2 separate regions of the Homo sapiens genome follow, and region 2 is linked to region 1. A link is an interaction called in ENCODE POLR2A ChIA-PET data of the cell type or tissue named here. Cell type or tissue: PC-3. All regions are shown on one strand. Each heading gives the region's core, and the rest is flanking DNA. Links, peaks and the distances in the headings are about the cores only.

Region 1 (11,602 bases), core at 3,358-8,357:
CCTATGCTGAGCCCAGATGCCCGTGTCCATCTGATGATGGGTTTCTGTCGGCCCACCTGGCTTGGTAACTTGGTGGGTCTCCACTGCTGACCACATGCTCACTTTGTGGCCTACAGACAGGCACTTCATGGTGCAGCAGCAGTTTATGCAAGTGGGATTCTTGGCTGTTTGCGCACGCCCTCGCTCCAGGATTCTACGGACCCCCATTGTGGTTCTCCTTTCCTGCCTTGCTGTAAACTCCGCACGGTGTCTTTCCCCCCAGATACTTGGAACATCACGGGATCTGCCAGGTTGTACCCAGGCCTCAGGGAATGAGACAGACCCAAACCCCTGCCCTGCTGGAGCGTGCATTCCCACCAGGCGCCTGTGAAGTGGCACAGGCCTTTATGGCTGTCTACACTGCTGTCAGACTCCTCCACTTTCATAGGATGGTCTCACTAACAGATCTGAAGTCCAGAGCAGGACACCAGCCCCTGGGCTCTTGCTGGGCTTTTACGTTGAGTGGTCTGCTGGGCAGCACAGACCAGACTCTTGATTTTTTCCTAAGCTTCCTAAGTTCTCTTCTAGGGTCCGCACATGGGTACACCCAAACCTGAGCACTTAGCCTCCTGCTGAACTTCTTCACTCAGCTGTGTCTCAGTTTTCTTCACATAAGTATGATAAATCACCACGTAGAGAACTCTTTTGTTAAACCACCACTGGAAATTATCTGCCGTATTTGTGTGCATGCACGAGTACCGTACAGGGTGCAGTTGTATTGGAATGTAATACCAGGAGAAAAGTTTATTTTCATTTACTTTTCAACAAATAAGTACTTAGTGCTTATTATATGGTAGGCCTAGAGCTGGACATTGAGGACACAGGTGTAAAAAAGATAGCCCCCAGTCCTTTTTCTTATGGAGCTTAGGTCCTGTCTCTCTTGCAGAATTAGCATGTTTCACTCTTTATCAGTAAGAAGACCACCACCATTTATTTTGCCAGTCCTATAGTAAGTACTCAGTATATGTTATCTCATTTATGCCCGGTGTACGCCTAGAGAGATGCAGGTATTCCCTCATGACCCCGGAGGCTCAGGGGAGTGCTTGCTTGTCCAGGGGCATGCAGCTGTTGATGGGGATCTGGGAGTGAGACCCAGCTGTGTCTGACTCTGAGGTCTCTGTTTCTGATCCCTAACTCATATACCTCCCAATATGAGAGCTCCTTGGTGATTTGTTTTCCCCCTTTTCACTTTGGCTGGCAGGAAACTCAGTGCCAGGCTTCAGGTTTAATTAGGGTTAAGTTAGAACTTTTGCTTCCATCTTCTTCTTTATGTTTCAAATACATGTTTTTGTTGTTTGCTCCTGTATCTTTTATTGTAGGCAATCTCATGCTGTGTATTTCATTTAAAATACAACTGTTATTTATTTAAAAACTTGATTTTTAGATGCTTTTCATAGAATCTGAGTTTATTTAGTCAGAAAGTCATTTTTTTTCAGTTACTAACTGCTGTATGTTACACATGATCTGTCTGCAGTTTTTCATTTCAGGTATTCCAAAATAACACTCAAGTCTTGATTCAGTGTTGTATTTCTTTAGATTTCTCTTGCCTGCTTATGCCAGAGTTCATCCTGCCATCTGGCAGGTGCTCGCTGCCACCCCCTGCCACGTGCTCCTCGTGTGGCTCTGGGGGCACAGTTAGACAGTTAGACTGCTTGGGAAGCTCTCTGACCAATACTGGTGGCTTCGCTGTGGGCACAAAATAAATGAAGAACATGTCCTTTCCCTCCGTGAGTTTGTGGCCAACTTCAGGGAGCTCAGGCAGTTGTAGTTGAAATAGATGAGCATCCAAGAAACAAGGAAATATTTACTGAAGCACCCATGCAGTGAAAATCTGAGGAGAGAGCCACTGGTGTGGACTGATGCTGCCAAAAAAGATTTCAGGAAGTAGAAGGACGGGTGGAATTTGGATGGGTGGAGAGGGTAAGGCACATCATTCCAGAGGAGAGGACCAGCAAGAGTGAGGCATGGAGGTGCTAATGAGACCTTAAAAAGGAGAGACCTCCAGGAGCCCTGTGATTGACATGTGGGCAGATATGTAGTGAGAAATGGGAAATGATATAGTAACTGATAATGGAGGGAGGTAGTTTAAGCCTGACAATAGATTTCGGCTTGGACATTGGCTGTGAAAAATTGTTTATTCAGTAACAAAGATAGGACAGTTATCTCAGAAAAATGTCATTTTATTGCACAGTGTAAGATGGACGGGGGAAAGGAGAAACCACAGAGGAGGAGACAAATAGAAGGAGGTTTCTAAAGCCCGGCTCTCAGAGGAGTGCCTTGGCTGGGCTGATGCTGTACTCTGGATCGAGCTCTCCTTCCTCTGTTCACTCCCTAAATAGGTTGTTTCCCAAGACTCAGTTCTCTGCCTACTGAGCTTTTCACGTTAGACACCCAAGGGGACCCACCCAGCCCCTGTCCTCACCACTTTATTGAGCTCATGGCTCCCATGAGTCCCTCAAGATCTAGAGACTGGACCTCCCTCTCTCCTGGGGCTCCAGACCGAAATATCCTACTGCCTATAGTACATCTCCACTTCACTGTCCCATCAGCTCTTGACAGGTACTGTTTCTTTTTTTCTTTCTTTTTTTTTTTTTTTTTTTGAGACAGAGTCTTGCTCTGTTGCCCAGGCTGGAGTGCAGTGGCGTGATCTTGGCTCACTGCAACCTCTGTCTCCTGGCTTCAAGCAATTCTCCTGCCTCAGCCTCCCGAGTAGCTGGGATTACAGGCGCTCACCACCACATCCGGCTAATTTTTGTATTTTTAGTAAAGACGGGGTTTCACCATGTTGGCCAGGCTGGTCTTGAACCCCTGACCTCATGATCCACTTGCCTTGGCCTCCCAAAGTGCTGGGATTACAGGCGTGAGCCACCGCACACAGCCGACATGTACTGTTTCTTTGCTAAATTTGTTTCCCTTTCTCACTCCCTACCTGATGAAAAGCACCCATTGTTTACCCGAAAGTCCAAACCTAGGGTTTCACCCCAGACATTTCCCACTTATACATCCATGTCCTTCCTGCCTTCCCCACCAGTTCAGCCCCAAAGAGTCTCCCTCCTTGATGTAAGTCCGTCATTCATCTCCAGTGCTGTAGTTCAGGCCACCGGCGCCATTTGCCTGGATTTCTTCCCTCCCATCTCCATCACCGACTGCCTCCCTCCTGAGCCTGCCCCACAGCCTCCACCAGTGATCTCTGTGAAAACAGAAATCTGCTTGTTTCACTCCAGCTATCATCCTTCAGGGCCTCTCCATAGCTTTCAGGGTGGTTCCAACACAAGGCTCCTGCCTGCTATGTGGCCGCATCTCCTTTCTGCTGCCGTGTGCAAGCCCTTAGGCCAGCCATGCCTCACCGGGTTACTCACAGTTAACTGCTGCTCATATTGTTTCACGCAGTCTCACCTTTACATCTTCCCTTTCCTCTCTGCCCAGAATGAACTTCCCTGTACCAACCCCTTCACCCCACCCCTCCCACATACACATCATTTTCACTTGTCTAGCTGCTATTTACTCGGCATTCCTGACAAATATCGCCTCCTCAGGGAGGCCTTCCCCAGCTTCCTGGGGGGCTCCCAGGGCTCTCTCTGCCCCTGTAGACACTGCCTGTCTCTCGTGGCACCGCAAACCCGATGTTCACTGGTGATTTACTGCCCTTTCTCCACCAGTGTGTCTCCGGATGGAGCAGACTTGTTTTCTGTATATCTCCAGTGTGTGAATAATGCCTGGCAGATGTTAGGAACTGTGGGAATTAATGAGCAAATATGAGCATAATAAATAGATACAGAAAGACTTTAAGCAAGCTGAACACAGATGAATAATCAGGGCTGGAAACATCTACAGAGGTTGAGTGCAGTGGTTCACGCCTGTAATCCCAGCACTTTGGGAAGCCCAGGCGGGCAGATTGCTTGAGCCCAGGAGTTTGAGACCAGCTTGGGCCACATGGTGAGACCCCCATCTCTATTTAAAGAAAAAAAAAGATCTACGGATACTCTTGAGAGAACAGTAGAAAGCAAGACCCATGTCTAGAGAGTGCAAAGAGGGAAAAAAAAGAACCCCCAGGGACCAAGGAGAAAACCAGTTCAGTGGCCAGGGAGCCTGCGGAGTAGAATGTTTCAGGAAGAGTAGGTGTTTCAGGAACAGATTCAGACGTTACTATCCCCGGGCGCCCCCCCCCCCCCCCAGGAAAAAAAAGGCAAGTGAAGATGATACTGGAAGACCACCACTGGATTCAGCAGAATGAGTTCACTTTTGAAAGGGGCTTCGGTGGAGAGATGGGGATGAGAAGCGCTGCATGAGCTGGAAGTGGGGGAAGGTCAATATCACTCTGTTCTGACTGGCTGCCCTCATTCTGGGACATCACTGTGGTCACGCTGGTCCCCGTTCAAGTTACTTTCACTCTGTGAGAAAGTCAATATGATCTTATGCTCCTGAAGCATTTTTAGTCCACTGTGTGGCATATTCCCATTCCACAGCTCTGATGAACAGTGACCAGGGTGATGGCTCTATAGATCTCACTTCAACTGAGACATGAGACCTAGGTGCTGACAGGGGCAGGGTACAGTGGTCCCATGCTCATCATTAAGCACAGGCATGTGATAACGTCATCTAGTGTGCTTTGACCTCCTACAGATCTTTCTGGACATTTCCCGCCAGCACTGACTATCCAGAGGCCTTTGGAGGCTTGTCTCATGGGCCTGTGGCAGTGAAGATGGAGTGGGCTGCAGAGTATTAGCTGCAGCCTGTGGTGCCCACTTCTTATCTCCCTCCACATCCACAGCTGTCCCATTCTTTTGTAAACTCGGGACACTATGCTGGACACACATAAGCTGCTCTCAGTAGTTCCTTGCCCGCTGACTCACTCTTGTCTCCCAGCAGAGCTGCCTTCTCCAAAGCAGGTGGCATCTCAGAGTCATTTTGCTACTTGCAGCTGTGATCATCTTTACACTGCCAGGGCCATTACATAACTTTTCATGGGTTTGTGTTTTGTTCATCCCCAGTAGAATATGAGCTCTTGGAGGACAGGAGCTGTTGTACTTCTTTGTCTTTTGGCTCTAATGCAGTGTACTGCCCTGAGGGATTAAATAAGACGCCGCCTGCGCCTTCAAGAAGTTTGCAGCCAGCGAGGGGAAGACATGAGGCTGTACTAGGCACTAGGTTTCTACAGGAGTCTGTGCAAAGAGAAGAAAAAAGAACCCTGAGCCTAAACAGTGGGTGTGGCCAGTTCTCCCTAAGGGATACAGCGAGGGTAATCTTGAGGCCAGCATTGGGGCAGGTGTTTCAGTCACGGGGGGCCTTATGAAAAAACGCACAGGGGCTCAAAACAGCTGTGGGGACAGCAAGGAATTGCATTCGCCTGAGATTGAGGTTCCTATAAGAAAGAGGCAATGAAAGACATGGTTGGGAAGAGAGCAGAGGCCAGGACGGGTCTTCTACCAAACTAAGAATTGCTGTTGTGTTCATCCTGCCAGAAGTGGTGGATCAGTGAGGCCTTTTAAACAGGAGAGTAAGTTAGATTTATTTTTAAGAAAGCTCACTTTAGTCATAATATGAACGTTGTCTGAAGGGATGACGGTAGGCTGGCCACAGTGGCTCATGCCTGTAATCCCAGCGCTTTGGGAGGCCAAGGCAGGAGGATAGCATGAGCCTAGGAGTTTGAGACCAGCCTGGGCAACATAGTGAGACCTCTTCTCTACAAAAAAATTTTTTAAATCAGCTGGGCGTGGTGGCCTGTGCCTGTAGTCCCAGCTACTCAGGAGGCTGAGATGGAACGATCACTTGATCCCTGGAGGTCAAGGTGCAATCACGGCTCAAAAAGAAAAAGAAAAGAAAAGGTGACACTAGAGGAAGAAGACCAGGTGGGAGACAGTGAAAATTCTGTGTGCTCAGGATATTGTTGGTGATGAGCTAGAGCATGCTTAGCTCATCACAGTGAAGGACGAGGGCAGGCTTTGCAGAGCCTCCTTGTCTTCAGACCTCCAGATCAATTACTGGAGTCTCCTGTAGTAATGATCATCCGAATGGTGCCTGTGCAACCTGAGTCTCCACAGCTTCACGGTGCATGTCTCCCTCCCTTTGCTCGCTGTAGCAAAGAAGCTCTGTGTGCTGTGATGAGAAAGATGTATCTGTTCTCTACCACTGGCCCCTGACACACAGCACCTAAAGCCCTTGGAATCTCCACAGTGAGCATAGGGTCCAGCCCTACAGGGCTTAGCAGGTGTTCTCCCCATGTGCGGAGATGAGATTGTAATAAATAAAGACACAAGACAAAGAGATAAAGAGAAAACAGCTGGGCCCGAGGGACCACTGCCATCAAGATGCGGAGACCAGTAGTGGCCCTGAACGGCTGGGTGCGCTGATATTTATTGCATACAAGACCGGGGGTCAGGGTAAGGAGGGTGAATCTTCTAAGTGATTGACAAGGTGAAGCAAGTCACGTAATCACAGGACAGGGGGGCCCTTCCCTCTTAGGTAGCCGAAGCTGAGAGAGAGAAGGCACCATACGTCAGCGTTTTCTTCTATGCACTTATAAGAAAGATCAAAGACTTTAAGACTTTTACTATTTCTTCTACTGCTATCTACTACGAACTTCAAAGAGGAACCAGGAGTACGGGAGGAACATGAAAGTGGACAAGGAGCGTGACCGTTGAAGCACAGCATCACAGGGAGGGGTTTAGGACTTCGGATGACTGCGGGCAGACTGGGATAATATCCAGCCTCCCACAAGAAGGTGGTGGAGCAGAGTGTTCCCTGACTCCTCCAATGAAAGGAGACTCCCTTTCGCGGTCTGCTAAGTAATGGGTGTCTTCGCAGACACTGGCATTACCGCTTGACCAAGGAGCCCTCATGCCGGCGTGACAGAGGGCTCACCTCTTGCCTTCTAGGTCACTTCTCACAATGTCCCTTCAGCACCTGACCCTATGCCCGCCGGTTATTCCTAGGTTATATTAGTAATGCAACAAAGAGTAATATTAAAAGCTAATGATTCATGATGTTTATAATGATTGATAATGTCCATGATCATCTCTATATCTAATTTGTATTATGACTACTCTTACTCTATTTTCTTTTTTATACTGAAACAGTTGTGCCTTCAGTTTCTTACCTCGGCACCTAGGTAATCCTTCGCCCACAGTGAGAAGTGTCTTTTCACATGGATGACTGATGTCCAGGCTCTCCTGGATAGCCTCAGATGGGGGCTGGTTACCAGGGGAACTAATAAGTGATTAGAGGGTTGAGACTTTCAGCCCCACCCCCAACCTCTGTGATTAGGGAGAGGGGTTGAGTTGATCACCAATGGCCAGTGATATAATCAATTATATCTACATAATGAAGCTTCCATAAAACCCCCAAAGGACAGGGTTTAGAGAACTTCCAGATTGCTGAATGTGTGCTGGAGCAGGGTGCAGGGGGTGCCAGAGAGGGGCAGGGGCCATGCCCCATGCCTTGCCCTGTGCATCTCTTCCATCTGACTGTTCATCTGTATCCCTTGCAATATCCTTTCTAATAAATGGGTAGATGTCAGTGTTTCCCTGAGTTCTGTGAGCCATCCTAGCAAATTAACTGAACCCAAGGAGTGGACCACGGGAACCCTCATTTATAGCACGTTGGTTAGAACCGCAGGTTAGGTCTGGCGATTGCCATCTGAAGTAGGGGAGCAGTCTTGTGGGAGTGGGCCCTTAACCTGTGGGCTCTGATGTTATCTCCTGGGAGACAGTGTGGGGATTGAGTTAAATTATAGGACACCCTGCTGGTGTCCACTGGAGCACTGCTTGGGGTATGAAGCCCCCCAGCACATCTGGTGTCAGAATATTGTGTTGAGTCGTGTGTGAGTGTAGAAAGGAAGAAAACAGTGTTGTTTTTCTTCAGAGCCATGCTCACAATAGAAAGCAGCGTAATATAATGAAAAGAACAAGAATGGGCAGTTAGGGACTCAATCCTGGGTTGACAGGGACATCTATACACAATCTGTAGAATACTGTTGTCATTGGGGATAAAAAAAATTATACAAAATTACCTTAGGTACCAGAGGCTCTATCAGATATTAGTTATTATCATAGTATTGGGCATCTGTTTTTGTGGCTCTCAGGAAGTTTGAGAGAGTCCTAATTTAGGAGCCAACCTTGATAGTTATTACTCGTAAAAGCTTGTAACCTCTAGAGCAACAGTCAGCAGGTGATGGCCTGTGGGCCAAACTACCTGTTTTTGTACAATCTGAAGCTAGGAACAGGTTTTACATTTTAAATGGTTATATAGGTAACTACATAGTATCTTTGATCTCTTGCCTCTTTATCTTCCAAACCTAAAATGTTTACCACCTGGCCCTTTACAGAAAAATATTTGCCAGTCCCTGCTGTAGAAGGTTATATAGCCAGCAGCTTTCAAAGTAACCTTTTACCTGGAAATGTGAATTCTCTCTTAGTTCTGGTCATCTGTTATTTGTGGGAGCCAATCCTCTCTCTGTTGGCTGATGATGAGAATTCTGTTATATACCACAACACAAACTTGGGGATAAAACTTTCCATTAGGCATTTCTGTAAAATTTCCATCTATTTTAGAAGCAGAACTAAGGTGAAGCCCAGTGTGAATGAATCCTGCTTGTTGGTACAAGCCAAGTGGGACATTTGGCAGCAAAGCCCAGGAGTCCTTGGTGCTCTTCTTTTAACTGCCTCCTCATCTCATTGGGCTGCCCGGTGTTAACTGGTTGATTATCACCTCTGTGTTTTGCCTGCAAGGAAAGAAGCTACTGACACCCAGAGTGGCTCAGCGATACTCACACGTGCTTTCAGTTACTTTCGCAGCATTTGGTTAAAGTGAGTTTAGCTGCACATCCTCACTTGGTAACATTCTGTGGCTGTGAAAATTGTTTCTCTCTTTATCCTCCCCCAGCAACAGCCATTTGGTATCATCTGAGATGTGCACCAGGAGGCAGATCTGCCCTGTCAATCATGAGAGTTCCTATCATTAATCAAGTATTTTGAATTCAATAACTTTTTTTAGTGTTTTAAAAGTATTTACTGGTCCTTGATGTATTTTTTAGCAGCTGATGGAATTCACATACCATATAACTCACCCCCTCGAAGTGTACAGTTCGGTGGTTTTTAGTATTTTTTAATTGCACAAATACCGTAATTTGAGAACATTTTTCATCACCCCAAAAGAAACTGCGCCCCATTAGCAGTCATTCCCATCCGCCCTGTCCTAGGCAGCCACTTAATCTACTTTCTGTCTCTGTAGACTTGCTTATTCTGGACATTTTATAGAAATGGAAGCATATGTAGCTGATCTTTATGACTGGCTTCTTTCGCTGAGCTTCACGTTTCTGAGGTTGACGCATGTTGCAGCATGGTTGATTTTCCCTCTGTGGTTTAGATAGCAAGATCTGCCTAGTAGAGCTTTATGTGTGCAAGTGCCACTCCACCAGACCAGTTTCTGTCACTGCCCCTTCATCAGGCCAGCTTCCTTAGGAAGCTTCCTGTTGCCTCTTGGCCTCACCAGTGCTACCATTTTCATTACCGTCTATTCCGCAGAATACACGCAGTGCCAGGCTCTGGTGAGTCCCACAGTGACCAAGGCAGCACGATCCCTCCTCTCCCTGAGCTTAGAGTAGAAAGCGTCAGTTACAGTGAAATGTGATGGTCACTCTTCTGGGAGAAATGTGTAGTGCAGTCAGGAAGAGTCAAGAAATTGTGTCTGGAGGCAGCACCGTCGGAAACTCTCTACCTCCGTCTCCACCCCTGTGTCCGGGGTAGGGGCAGTGCACGTGTGTTGCAAAGGAGTCCACCAGGAATCCAAAGGGAGCGAATTCTCATGTGTCCCGAGCATCCTCAGAGACAGCAAGCTGGCACGTGGCACCCTCCTCAGCACTTTTCCTTTTTGGCTATGCTCTTTCACTTTTTGGTGCAATTTGATTTGAAAACGATTCTTTTCAAGTTGCTATGCTTCCTTGTCAACAAAGCAGTCTAATCAGTTAAAGCTAGTTCTTTTATGACTTTCTTCTTTCAAGAGTTTATAAGTATATAGCATCAGATGTGGAATAAGTTACTAGTGCTTAGTTGATAAAAATCTGCAAATTAAATGAAAATTACTTGCAAGAACTCTATTTTCAGTGAAGTTACAGCTACGCTGTTTATCTCAATCTGTACCTCCTTGCAGAAGCTACTGCTGTGTTTCCAGTGCTTTTGTAGTTGATCATACTGATCTTTTTGACAAAATTCAGAACAGAAAGATAGGATCAATCTAAAGTGTGATCCTTTTCCAAGACTGACTCATTAAGTGACCTTGAGAAAATCATTTCTATTTTCCATCCTGCCTTGGTGTCTTCATGAGAAAAAAGAGCGAGGTACAGTCTCATGATACCTCAGAAAACAAGCAAATGATGATGATGTACTTGGCTTTTTGAAGATGTAAAAGTTATCAGTAATCCTAATTCTTTTCCTGGGTTTTCCTTTTGTCACTTATTAATCAGTTTTTGAAAGGACGAATGAATTTAGAGATGTACTCTGGAGCAGTATCATGTTAAACCAGGGGTATATTAGAAAAATCATCCTCATAATCATTCTGGGAAGTTTTTCCTCCCCAAAAAAAGCCATCCTGATGGGTTTTCAAAACCAGAAAAAAGCTCTTAATGAGGAACAGACCACTGGAGTACCCATGAGCATCTCAGGAAAACTGAGACCCTCGAGAAGCCTTGATTTCGTGCAACCCCCAAGGTTTCAGAGCCAGCAGCCCAGTGCTGTGGTTGACAGACGTGGTTTTGTGGAGAAAGCAGCCAGAGGCCAGGAATTTTCAGAGTCGTGAGTCACGATCTCCCACCCAAGATTAGAGCACAGATTAGCCATACTGAGATTTGGTAAAATCATTCTGTCTAAGCAATGGAGGTGTGTGCACACGTGCAGTGCCTGTTCACAGGGGATGCAGGCAGATCGTGGGTTTAGGATGGGGGAGGCCACCGCACCCCCCTTCACTGCTCTGCACCTGCTCCCTCACGTGGACACTGTCCACAACTGTGGCTCTCACAGGACAGTTGCCCAAGGAGCTCATATCTTATTGGAGATAGGGGGTTGTACAGGTGACATTCATGAGCAGTGTGAGCCGGGTGACATGGGGGTGTCAACCCAGCATCTGTCCAGGAGCTCCTCCTGCAGCGGCTCTGGCAGGTGGCCTGAGGCTCCTTTTTGAGAGAGAACTGTTTGGCCTTCCAGATGTTCTTTAATATAATGATTGGGAAGAGACAGCTCATAACTAGCTTAAGGCTATCTAGTCCAGCTTTCCATTTTACAGCTGGGGAAACCCAGACTCAGGGTTTTATTCTCTGTTCACTTGGCGGCTTGGCTGAGTTCTGTGGAAGTTCAGCAGAGCAGGGGAACAGGAGGGTTTGGGTTGCAGAGAAAGAAGCCACTTACAGATGGGAAACAGGAGTTGGGCCCTATGCAAATGGAAGGGACCAGGGAGGGCACTTTAGGTGGCAGGGACAGTTTGAGCCGACATAGTAATTTAGGATGTAATTTAGAGAAGTAATTTACGATGGGGCTGGTTTGGGCAGACCTGCAAAACAGGACAGACTCAGACA
Region 2 (11,602 bases), core at 4,430-9,429, 230 kb after region 1:
AGGTGCATCCCATGCAGGCTCCAGGTTCCAGCAATGCCCCTACAACATCCTCCTGTGTCCCCAGGATGGCCCCGGGAGGCAAAGGCGCCTCCTCATGCTGGCTCAAGGGCGGCATTGGTGGAGGCTGCTCTGGGGAGGGGCCCAACCTGGCACCCCAGCGCCCAGGGGTTGCCTCGCCCTGTTTTCCTGGGCAATCCTGGTCCAGGTTATTACGGTCACATAGAAACGGAAGGAGATGCAGCCTATTTTCAAAGCGCTGAAGAATCTGTGAAATCTGCTTTTATCCCTTCTTACATTTACATTCAGATATTTCATCTTTAGGTTGCTATAGTGACATGTGAATAAATATATGTGAAGTTCTGTGGGCAAGGAACAAGCGGTGGAAAGGGAATTGGGTAGAGATGCCACTTACAATAAGCCTGGACTACCTGTGACCTTCATCATTTTCTAGTCACACAGACACAGTGGTTTGGCATTGGCAATATTTATGTTGATTTTACCAGATTTGCTATAATATTTAGATTTTCTATACATTATAAAGAGTAACATATTTTTCTTTATTTTCCCCAATCATAATGGGACCATATGGGCAGGACAGAAATTGTTAGAGGGCGTGACTCACTGGCAGAGAGGAGAGTGTCTCCCCCTAATCTTGCTCCCAGGCAGCTCAGCAGGAGTAGTTCATTTTGAGGGTGCAAGTTGCTGATTGGGGGAGGGGGAGCCTAAATCCCTTCCAATCAGAGGAAAGGATGGTTTTACTGTGGAAATCAGTTTGGAGGTTGACCTCATAGACTGGGAGCTGCTGGTTGAGAAGCCCACCTCCACTGGTTTGCTGCTGAGCGTTTGAAAACACCAATCAAACACAGGAGAGGACGCAGCAGTTGAAGGGTGACCTAAGACAAAGTGTGGGGAGGCCAACGGAGGGCAGTGAACTGGTCTCCTTTATGAAGTCATCTGCCTGACTCCCTGCCATCGTGCCTCTTGCTCTCTGAAAAAGCCAAGTGGCCTCTTTTTTTTTCTTCGGACTCTCGCTCTGTTGCCCAGGCTGGAGTGGAGTGGCCTGATCTCCGCTCACTGCAACCTCTGCCTCCCGGGTTCAAGCGATTCTCCTGCCTCAGCTGCCTGAGTTAGCTGGGATTACAGGCACCCATCACCACACCCGGCTAATTTTTTTTGTATTTTTAGTAGAGACGGGGTTTCATCATCTTGGCCAGGCTGGTCTTGATCTCCTGACCTCAGGTGATCCGCCTGCCTCGGCCTCCCAAAGTGCTAAAATTACAGGCGTGAGCCACCGCGCCCAGCTGAAAAAGCCAAGTGGCCTCTTGATTGAAGCGGGCAGAGCTCAAGGCAAGGCCCTCAGTTCCTATGACTTGTTTTCTGGTCTGCACTGGGTGGAACAGGAAGCCAACAGTACTATTGTCTGTGAATGCCCCAGAAGCCCCTAAGGGCAAAGGTTCCCAGTGGATGGGATGCCATGGGGGACATTCCAGAACTCTCTGTGGGCGGTTTGAGACCAGCCTGGGCAATATAGCAACCGTCCTGCTGGCACACAAACCCTCCTGCCTCTAAACAGAATTTGATGGGCCCCTTGGCAAAGGCAGGTTTTAGAAACTCCTCGGGGGCTGGAGCGCAAGGAGAGTCTGAGCCAGGCCAAGCCTCCCTGGGGGAACATGGCTGAAGGAAGACCTACAGACATCTCCCCTGGGTGGGAGCCTGTGTTCAGAAGCAGCAGATCCAAGTCTCTGTGTGGCTGAGGAGAGGACATCCTGCTGGCAACACGGTGCTGACCTGTGGGCCCACTGGCAGCATGACTTTGTAATTTCTTGGGCTTTCTGGAAGGTTCTGAGGTGTTGCTGCTGGGCTCAGGTGACCAGTTATTCTCCTAGGGAAGGATGGCCCAGCTCGTTGTCCTGTACACATAGAAACATAGGGTGGTCTGGGGAGTAAATGCAACATCCCCACTTTCTCCCTGCCTTATCTTTCTCGCCTTCCCATTCCCCAGAGAAAGATCCAGGTGCAGAAGGACCCAGAACTCCACAATTGTTACATAATCAAAGCACATTACTCTAAAGGAGACCAGGACCCAGCTCTCCTCCCTACCAACCCAACCCCAGCAAGTCATTTCTTTTTCTTTTTTTCTTTTTTCTTTTTTTAACAGACAATTTTAGGTTTATATGCAGTTATAAGAAATAATAGAGGCTGGGCACAGTCACTCATGCCTGTAATCCCAGCACTTTGAGAGGCTAAGGTGGGAGGATCACTTGAGGCTGAGAGTTTGAGACCAGTCTGGGCAATATAGCAAGACCCTGTCTCTACAAAAAATAAAATAATTAGCTGGACATGGTGGTGCGCACCTGTAGTCCCAGCTGCTCTGAAACCTGGGGTAAGAAGATTGCTTGAGCCCAGGAGTTAGAGGCTGCAGTGAGCTATGATTGCATCACTGCACTCCAGCCTGGGTGACAGAGCAAGATCTTGTAATCTTGTAAATACATAGAAAGAGCACATTCTGTGGCTGAGCCCAAGAACTATTATGCACAAGGAATAACTTGTTGGGACGAGCCATTACCACATTGGCAGGGTCGTCCCGGTCTCTGCTTGGGTATTTTTATCTGTAGGCCTATCAGTTAGTATGCTTTTGGAAAAATCTGGGATTTACTAGAGAAAAAGGTAAAGGTCTAGGGTCGATGTTAATTGTGTCCCCTCCAAAAAAAGATATGTTGAAGTCCTAACCTCCCAGTACCTCTGAACATGACATCATTTGGAAATAGGGTCTTTGTAGCTGTAATTAGCTAAGATGAGGTCATACTGGAGTGGAACAGATTCCTAATTCAAGATGACTGGTGTCCCTATAAAAATAGGAGAATGCCATATAACAGCTAAGACAGAGATCAGAGCCATGCAGCTGCAAGCCGAAGCAGGCCAAGGATTGCCAGCAAACCAAGAGAGGCTGGAAGAAGAGAGAAGGATCTTTCCCTGCTGATTTCACAGGGAGCATGGCCCTTGATCTCAGGACCTTGACCCCAGAACTGTGAGTGAATCAATCTGTTGTTAAGCCATACGGTGCCAGTATTTTGTACAGCAGCCCTCGGAAACTCATACAGCAGGCAACCAATAATGTCCCAAGTCTAGTAAGTAATGAAATACACTCTGACATGGGGATGGAATTGAAATAAAAATAACCATCTGAGGGAGCTCTAGAGCCTTCGCTTCCTGAGTCCTAATTTGACCGTAACCTAGAGGATGGGCAAATAATAGCTGTTTTCAGGACAGGACTCTTAACCTCCTTTCAGTGGTTTTGATTATTTTTAGTTTCTGTTCTATTGATATTTGGATTCTGAGCACAGATGCCTTTACTGCACTGAGTGCCTTTGACCTGAGCTGGATTTTAGCTGGAAGTGCAGGATTCTGAGTGAGACAACACTGAATGCTGAATGACCCCTTAACCAAGGCAGGCCGTTCTCCTAGTCGGGGCCAGGTTCTGGGGACAGTGTGACAAGAGCTTGAATGAAGACAACTCGCCCTCCCTGCCTGCAAAATTTAACAATGAGACAGGAATCCTTATTTTGTATTTTTTCAGGGGGCAGGAAGCTGCAAAATCTGCTGTCCTCTGCAAATCACTATCTGGACCAACAACACAGAAGTTCCCTCAACCTCTGAGGGAACCTCTGCCGCACCTCTGAGCTCTTTGGCTTTTGTAGACGTTCACTTCTCGGAATTCTGCTGACTCTGTGGGTCCCCAGGCATCACCTGAGAACTGGTTAGAAACTCAAAGTCTCAGGCCCTCCCCAGACCTGAATTCGCTCTGTAGGTGGGGACAACAATCTGGGTTTTGAGAAGCCATGGGGTGATTCTGATGCCCACTCACACCCTGTTTTACTTCTGTGTTTACTCTGCACTACAGAAACGAGGAGCCCACGGATGCTTGAGCATCAAAGCTTCAATCACTGCTGCCCGCGGCTCTGCACTGTCTTAATTCTTCCCTGCTTTTTCATTATGTCCCGTCTGGCTCATTCCTCCTTTATCCCCCTGTTTGTATGTGTGTATACATGCATTCATTCATTCATTCATCCATGTATTCATTCAGCAGACTCTAGAAAAGGATATCTTATAGTCACTATGGTGGATGTCTAGGTGGGTCTGCAGCTCTGAAGTTGTGTTGGTTAAGCTCCAAGGAGCAAAGAAAGCTTTTTCAGATGACAGCATGTATTGTAGCGAAATGACGGCTATGAGCATCTTTTAATTACAATTGGGGGTGGGGGAGTGAATATATATGTATTTCTGTGAAAGAGGGAAACGAAGCAATGAAAAGTAAGAGACAGGAAATTGTCCCAACGCCTTGGCTCCATGGGGCCTCAGGGTGCCCTCCATGACGAGCAGTGACTCCCAGCAGCTCCGGCACAGTATCAGGCATCCTTTGCCACTGGCTCTAGGAACCCCTGCACATGCGTGTCTCAGCTTCTAATGTGACTATTTCTGCTTCTCCTCAATGTTGCTGCTTACCCCTAGGTTTGGTTGCCACGAGGAAGCTATGTCCTGGATTTTCTTTTTTTCTTTCAGTTCTGGCTGCCAATACCAAGTTCCTCCTCTCCATCTCACATTCAAAGAGCACACAGAGAGGCTCTAATTGGGTCTTTCTACATCCTGTGTCCGTACAGAGCTCTCGCGTTTGGGTGGGGACTTTGCACCGTGACCAGTCTAAGATCAGCACCAGCCCCTGGTCCAATCAGCTGTGGCCAAGACCCTTGAAGACACAGGCAAGAGGCTCCTGACAGTTGTGTGGTTCACAGGGGTTTCTGGGTGTGATAGGGGCTCAGGCAACATCGGCCCCCAATCTGGGTGAGAAGAGAGGTCTGGAAAGAAGTTACAACTTTGAATAAGTGGTGGTACATAATGCCTCAAGTGTGGTAACATTGCTCAGAGAAAGTGAGTTGAGACAGTGGAAAAGTGGAGCCCCTAGTATCACCAGCTTAACCCACGGGGTAGATGAAGGTCATTAGGAGAATAGAGCAACTAACCTTTATTGAGCACCTACGATGTGCCAGGCTGTATGTCTTGGTGCTTTACATAAATTAATTATTTATTTATTTATTTATTTATTTATTTATTTATTTATGTTTGAGACAGGGTCTCACTCTCACCCAAGCTGGAGTGCAGTGGTGCAATGAATGCTCACTGCAGCCTCGACCTCCTGGGCTCGAGTGATCCTCCCACCTCAGTTCCCGAGTAGCTGGAACTACAGGCTGTACCACCACACCCAGCTAAGGTTTTCTATTTTTTGTAGAGATGGGGTCTTGCTATGTTGTCCAGGCTGGTCTCAAACCCCTGGTATCAAGCAATCCTTCCGGCTTGGCCTCCCAAAGTGCTGGGATCACAGGCATGAGCTACCACACCCAGCCTATTTGTTCTTCAAACAACACTGCAAGCTACCTATTGTTGTTATCCCAAATTTGCAAATGAGAAGGCCGACCAAGCTCACAGAGATCAAGGTCATATCACTTGTAAAGGGCAGAGCTGGGATTTCAATAGCTTTGTCCAACTTCAATAGCTTTGTCTAATCTCTAATAGCTTTTTACTCTTCCTACTGTATATGAACCATATTGGCCTCAAAAGAAATGGTCTGAAACACAATGAGGAAATCAGGGAGAAGAATGTTTTCAGAAGGAGGTGATTAAGAGAGGAAAGTCCTGTCAGGTGCCTCTTTGGGCAATTAGGAATTTATCAATGAAATGTCTATTTCAATTGGGAGAGTCAGATTGTGATGAATTGAGAAGATGAGGCAAAGGAGAGTGAATGTCAGCTGTGAAGGGTAAGAAAGACAGGAAAGGTTTGTTTTGTGTTGTTGTTTGTTGTTTTACTGTAAGGATGGTGTAGCAGCCAGGGCCCAGTCAGGAGACAGAAAGCACACCAGTAATGCGAACAGGGAGCATTTAATGTAAAGAGTTCTTAAATTAGTAAAAAGGGAATTAACTACCATATTCGGGTTATCCAGAGAAACAGAACCAATAGGATATATCTATCCATTATATATATCATCTATGTATCTATTAAGCGGTATCTGTATATATAGATATATAACATATAGACACATATTACAATACTAGTGTTATATGTAGATACAGAAAGAGATTTATTATAAGGAATTGGCTCACGAGAGTATGGAGACTGGCAAGTCCCAATCTGGTGGCCCAGGAAGGGTGATGGTGTAGTGCCAGTCCAAAGGCTGGCAGTCTCAAGAACCAGGAAGAGCCAATGTTTCAGTCTGAGTCCAAAGGCAGGAAGAATTCCCACTTACTTGGGCCAGGGTCAACCTTTTTGTTCTATCCGGGGCTCCAATGGATTGGGTGAGGCCCATCCACATTGGGAAGTGTGGTCTGCTTTGCTCAGTCCACCAATTCAAAGGTGCATCTCCTCCAGAAACGCCCCCACAGACACACCGGAAAAATATGTGATAAAATATCTGGACATCCTGTGGCTCGGTTAAGTTGACACATAAAATTAACCATCACCAACTAGTGTGCCTTCATGTCATTGGACACCTTGATGTCGCCATCAGAGATAGCCACACTGAAGGCCATGTTTCTGGAAGTGAAAGGGAGATGTTGAAGAGGGCCAGAGAAGATAAGAGCTGTTGCACCTGCTGCTGGAATCCTGTTTCGGTGTGTGTGTGTAAAAGGAGTAAAGAGAACCCTAACAAATACAGCAATAGATCAGGCATGGTGGCTCATGCCTGTAATCCCACCAATTTGGGAGGCCGGGGTGGACAGATCGCTTGAGCCCAGGAGTTTGAGACCAATCTGGGAAACATAGGGAGACACTGTCTCTACAAAAAATTAAAAATTTAGGCAGTCATGGTGGTGCACGCCCGTAGTCCCAGCTACTCAGGAGGGTAAGGTGGGAGCATCGCTTGAGCCTGGGAACTTAAAGCTGCAGTGAGCTGTGATTGTGCTACTGCACTCCAGCCTGGGTGACAGAGCAAGACCTTGTCTTAAACACACACACACACACACACACCCCAAAATAGAGGATTCCAGCAGCAGCTGCAACAGCTCTTATCTTCTCTGGCCCTCTTTGACATCTTCCTTTCACTTCCAGAAACATGGCCAGTGTGGCTATCTCTGATGGCAACATCAAGATGTCTAATGACATGAAGGCACACGAGTTGGTGACATCAGAGGAGGTGAAACAGTGCAAGAAGGTAGTGCTCTTCTGACATAATGAGGCCAAGAAGAATGTCACCCTGGAAGGGGCAAGGAGATCCTCGTAGGTGGTGCAGGCCAGACTGTTGATGGCCCTATGCCACCTTAGTCAAGATGCTGCCAGACAAGGACTGCTCCTCCACCCTCTATGACACAGCCTGAGACCAAGAACAGCAAGAAGGAAGATCTGGAGTTTATCTTCTGGGACCCTGAGTCTGTACCCTCTAAGAGCTAAGTGACCTATGCCAGCTCCAAGGATGTCATCAAGGGGAAGCTGATGGAGATCAAGCATGAATCACAAGGAGGTCAAGGGCCATAGCATCCTGGCAGAGAAGCTTGGAGGCAGCGCCATCATCTCCTGGAGGGCATGCCTTTGTGAACCCCCTCCAGCCCCCTGCCTGGAACATCTGGCAGCTCCTGACCTATCTGCAGAGAGTTGTCTGTCCCCTTCCTCCAAGACCAGAGGGGTTTGGGGGATCCCAGCAAGGGGAAGATAATCCCCTCACCCCAGTTACCAAGCAGCCCTCACCCCCAGGCCTTCCTCCTCCCTCCATCCCTGATGGTTCTGGCTTTCCCAGGCCACTTTTGACCTTCTAATTCCTCTTGGATTGAAACAGACAAAGTTCCCCTCACGCACCCTAGTTTGGGAGGAGCCTGTATTTTGTTTTTTGTTTGTTTGTTTGTTTGTTTTTTGAGACAGGGTCTCACTCTGTCGCCCAGACTGGAGTGCAGCGGCATGATCTCGGCTCACCACAACCTCCGCCTCCCAGGCTCAAGTGATTGTCCTGCCTCAGCCTCCCTAGTAGCTGGGATTACAGGCATCCACCACAACTGCCCGACTAATTTTTTTGTATTTTTGGTAGAGATGGGGTTCCACCATGTTGACCAGGCTGGCCTTGAGCTCCTGACCTCAAATGATCCACTCGCCTCAGCCTCCCAAAGTTCTGGGATTACAAGCATGAGTCACTGCACCCAGCCTAGCCTACATTTTTTTTTAACAACACCCATTTTTTTTTTTTTTTTTTGAGACAAAGTTTTGCTCTTGTTGCCCGGGCTGGAGTGCAATGGCGTGATCTTGGCTCACTGCAACCTCTGCCTCCCGGTTCAAGTGATTCTCCCGCCTCAGCCTCCCGAGTAGCTGAGATTACAGGCATTCGCCACCATGCCCCACTAATTTCGTATTTTTAGTAGAGACGGGGTTTCTCCATGTTGGTCAGGCTTATCTCGGCCTCAGGTGATCCACCCACCTCAGCCTCCTAAAGTACTGGGATTACAGGCATGAGCCACTGCACCTGGCCACCCCATGCTACCAACTTCTAATCACAATAACTGTTGACTCTGTGCTTGTGTGTTCCATTCTGTGTGTGAGTGGAATGTGGTAGAGGTGACCCTCCCTGGGCCGGCTGATTCCTCTCCCTTTTCACCTGGTCACCGCCACTCGTAGAAGCAGGACCAGTAAGGGACTTCAATTAGAAAACAAAACAAGACAGATTATAGGAATAGCAGATGTAGAGAAAAAACACTACCTCTAGGGCCGAGGCAAAATATTCAAGGAAGACAAGCTTGGACGAAGCCTCCCCTCCAAGGCTGAGATGCACATCGTTGATGAAAGATGTGGCCACTGGATGGGATAAGAGTTTGCTGAGGTGCTGCAGACCATGGCTGGCAAGCAGAAAACCACCTGCTGGGTGCTGGGGAAACTTTCCAGGAAGCCTCCTGTTGGGGTGACAGTGAACCTTCCAGGAGGGTTCACATCTCTGGGTCTCCCACTGGCCCCACCAGCTGCAGTATTGCAGGAGCAAGAGGAAAAACACTGGGACCAGGAAGAAAGCCTCTGCCACTTGCAATGTCCCTCAGTGGCTGGCTACTGACAAAACGTAACATCGTGGCAGGTGGCAAGGGAGGAACATTTACAGAGTCCATCTCTGATGTCACCAGCAGGGCCAGGAAGGGTTGATCTGGAGCTTGGAGGCCATACATCAGTAACTGGTTCAAATGGGACACTCCACAGTGGAAGAGCCAGTCCAACTAGATACATGACCTGTGAAAGTGCATGCATGGAGGCCATTATCTTAAGCCAATTAATGCAGGAACAGAAAACCAAACACCACATGCTCTCACCCATAAGTGGGAGCTAAACATTGGATACACATGGACACAAAGATAGAAACAACAGACCCCGGGAACTACTAGAGTGGGGAGAGAGGGAGGAGACCAAGGGCTGAAAAACTACCTGTTTGTTACTATGCTCTTTACCTGGGTAATGGGATCATTTGTAGCCCAAAGCCTCCATGTTGCTGGAAAGGACATGATTTCATATATATATATGTATGTGTGTATATATACATACATATATATATATACACATATATATATATATTTTTTTTTTGAGACGGAGTCTTGCTCTGTCACCCAGGCTCGAGTGCAGTGATGCTATCTCGGCGCACTGCAACCTCTGCCTCCCGGGTTCAAGCAATTCTCCTGCCTCATCCTCCCAAGTAGCTGGCATTACAGGCACATGTCACCACACCCAGCTAATTTCTTTTGTATTTTAATATAGACGGGGTTTCACCGTGTTGCCCAGGTTGGTCTCCCGAGCTCAGGCAATCCACCTGCCTTGATGGGCACCTAGGTTGGTTTCACGTCCTTGCTGTTGTGACTGGTGCTGCGATGTACATATGAGTGCATGTTTTTTTGGTAGAATGATTTGTTTTCCTTTGGGTACATACCCAGTAACGGGATTGCTGCATCGAATGGTAGTTGTGTTTTCAGTTCTTTGAGAAATCTCCCACATTTTGAATCACATGTTTTAATTTTCAGATATATGACAACCTCCCCACACAGCCTATATTTTTGCTTCATTATTCCTATTTTTATTTGTACATAAATTAGGTCACTTTCCTGCCCTGATCTACTGAAACTTCTAAATTTGCTACTTCCAAAGTCAATGCCAAATTCAGACTGGCTTTGGTCAGGGGAGGAAGTTAGGCAAGCCAGGATAAAAATTTAGTCTGGCCCAACAACCTCCTCAGGAATGCGGGTTTAGTCTTAGCTCCTCCATTCCCTGGGACAATTATACTTGATTTCAAGTCAGGTTTTCTTAATTCCCAGTCAGCTGCTGTCACACTAACTGTCATTTGTTCTTTTATAAACTAGAAGATTTGCAGATTAAAAAAAAAAAAGAAAAAGCGCACGCATGGCAGAGTTCCACTGACAACACTCTACGGAGAACTCTCAACTCTTCATCTCTAGCCCTGTCTGTTCACCCAAGCCTTTTTTTTTTTTTTTTTTGAGACGGAGTTTTGCTCTTGTTGCCCAGGCTGGAGTGCAATGGTGTGATCTCGGCTCACCGCAACCTCCGCCTCCCAGGTTCAAGCAATTCTCCCGCCTCAGCCTCCCGAGTAGCTGGGATTACAGACATGCGCCACCATGCCTGGCTAATTTTTTTTTTTGTATTTTTAGTAGAGACGGGGTTTCTCCATGTTGGTCAGGCTGGTCTCAAACTCCTGACCACCATGCCTGGCTAATTTTTTTATTTTATTTTTTATTTTATTTTTAGCAGAGACGGGGTTTCTCCAAGTTGGTCAGGCTGGTCTCGAACTCCTGACCACCATGCCTGGCTAAATTTCTTTTTTTTCTTTTTTTTTTTTTTGTATTTTTAGTAGAGACAGGATTTCTCCATGTTGGTCAGGCTGGTCTTGAACTCCTGACCTCAGGTGATCCGCCCACCTTGGCCTCCCAAAGTGCTGGGATTACAGGCGTGAGCCACTGCGCCCGGCCCACCCAAGTCTTATTACAGACTGGAAGCTGCTGCTTTTTCTGAAGATCCTCTAGTTCACAGCCAAATGTTTGGACCTCGGATTCACAGAATTAAGTTCGTTCCACTCTTATCGTCTGTATGTGGAAGGCCCTTCTCTTATTTTAATTGTTTCTTAGTTTCCAAAACCCCCTCCCACTTCTACTCTACTACCCCATCTCCTGTAATGTGTTCGGTGTATGCACTTGGACATGTACAGAATTCCGAAAAAGACCTAGCATTGTTTTGTGTATGTAGCATACACACATTTACATATACACAGTGTTGGGCTCTGGGTCTCATTCTGTGTCTGTCTTTTCTCATCCGCAGTATGTTTTTAATATCTAGCCATGTGGCTGTATGTGCCTCTTGTTCATTGCCTTAGCCCTCCCCAAGGAAGCACCAGTGACAGTTTATTTCTCCTCTCCTCCACTTCACCTTACGAGGCTGACTCTAAGGGCCCAGCTACCACAAACGGCCAGGATGCACATCCCTGTACACATTCTGCTGCAGACCTGGCTATTCGTTTCTCAGCGTTACACCCCGGGACGGCTGGGTCATGGGGCGTACACAGATGAATTTCACTGAGATCTGCTAGGCTGTTCCCCAG

The links. Peaks named below come from ENCODE experiments on the same cell type or tissue, not always from the same donor. Only the 100,000 strongest peaks of a DNase experiment are listed, where the experiment ranks them.
Region 2: POLR2A ChIA-PET joins it to region 1 with 11 read pairs; 2 of 35 experiments call an interaction of 5 or more read pairs at or near these places.

The regions. Positions count from the first base shown.
Region 1 is chr13:99,343,122-99,354,723 of GRCh38, forward strand. The region is part of intron 7 of UBAC2 (UBA domain containing 2); the gene reads left to right. It overlaps FKSG29 (a long non-coding RNA gene), which reads left to right and starts at 8,299. Exons shown (of 1, transcript NR_024013.1): 1 at 8,299-8,906. RefSeq lists enhancers at 1-454, 8,674-8,763. In PC-3, for the core only: no CTCF peak of the experiment used is centred there; no DNase peak of the experiment used is centred there.
Region 2 is chr13:99,575,612-99,587,213 of GRCh38, forward strand. LINC01039 (long intergenic non-protein coding RNA 1039) reads left to right here and starts at 1,501. Exons shown (of 4, transcript NR_126390.1): 1 at 1,501-1,780; 2 at 2,859-3,028; 3 at 4,558-4,754; 4 at 7,093-10,384. It also overlaps the pseudogene CFL1P8. In PC-3, for the core only: no CTCF peak of the experiment used is centred there; no DNase peak of the experiment used is centred there.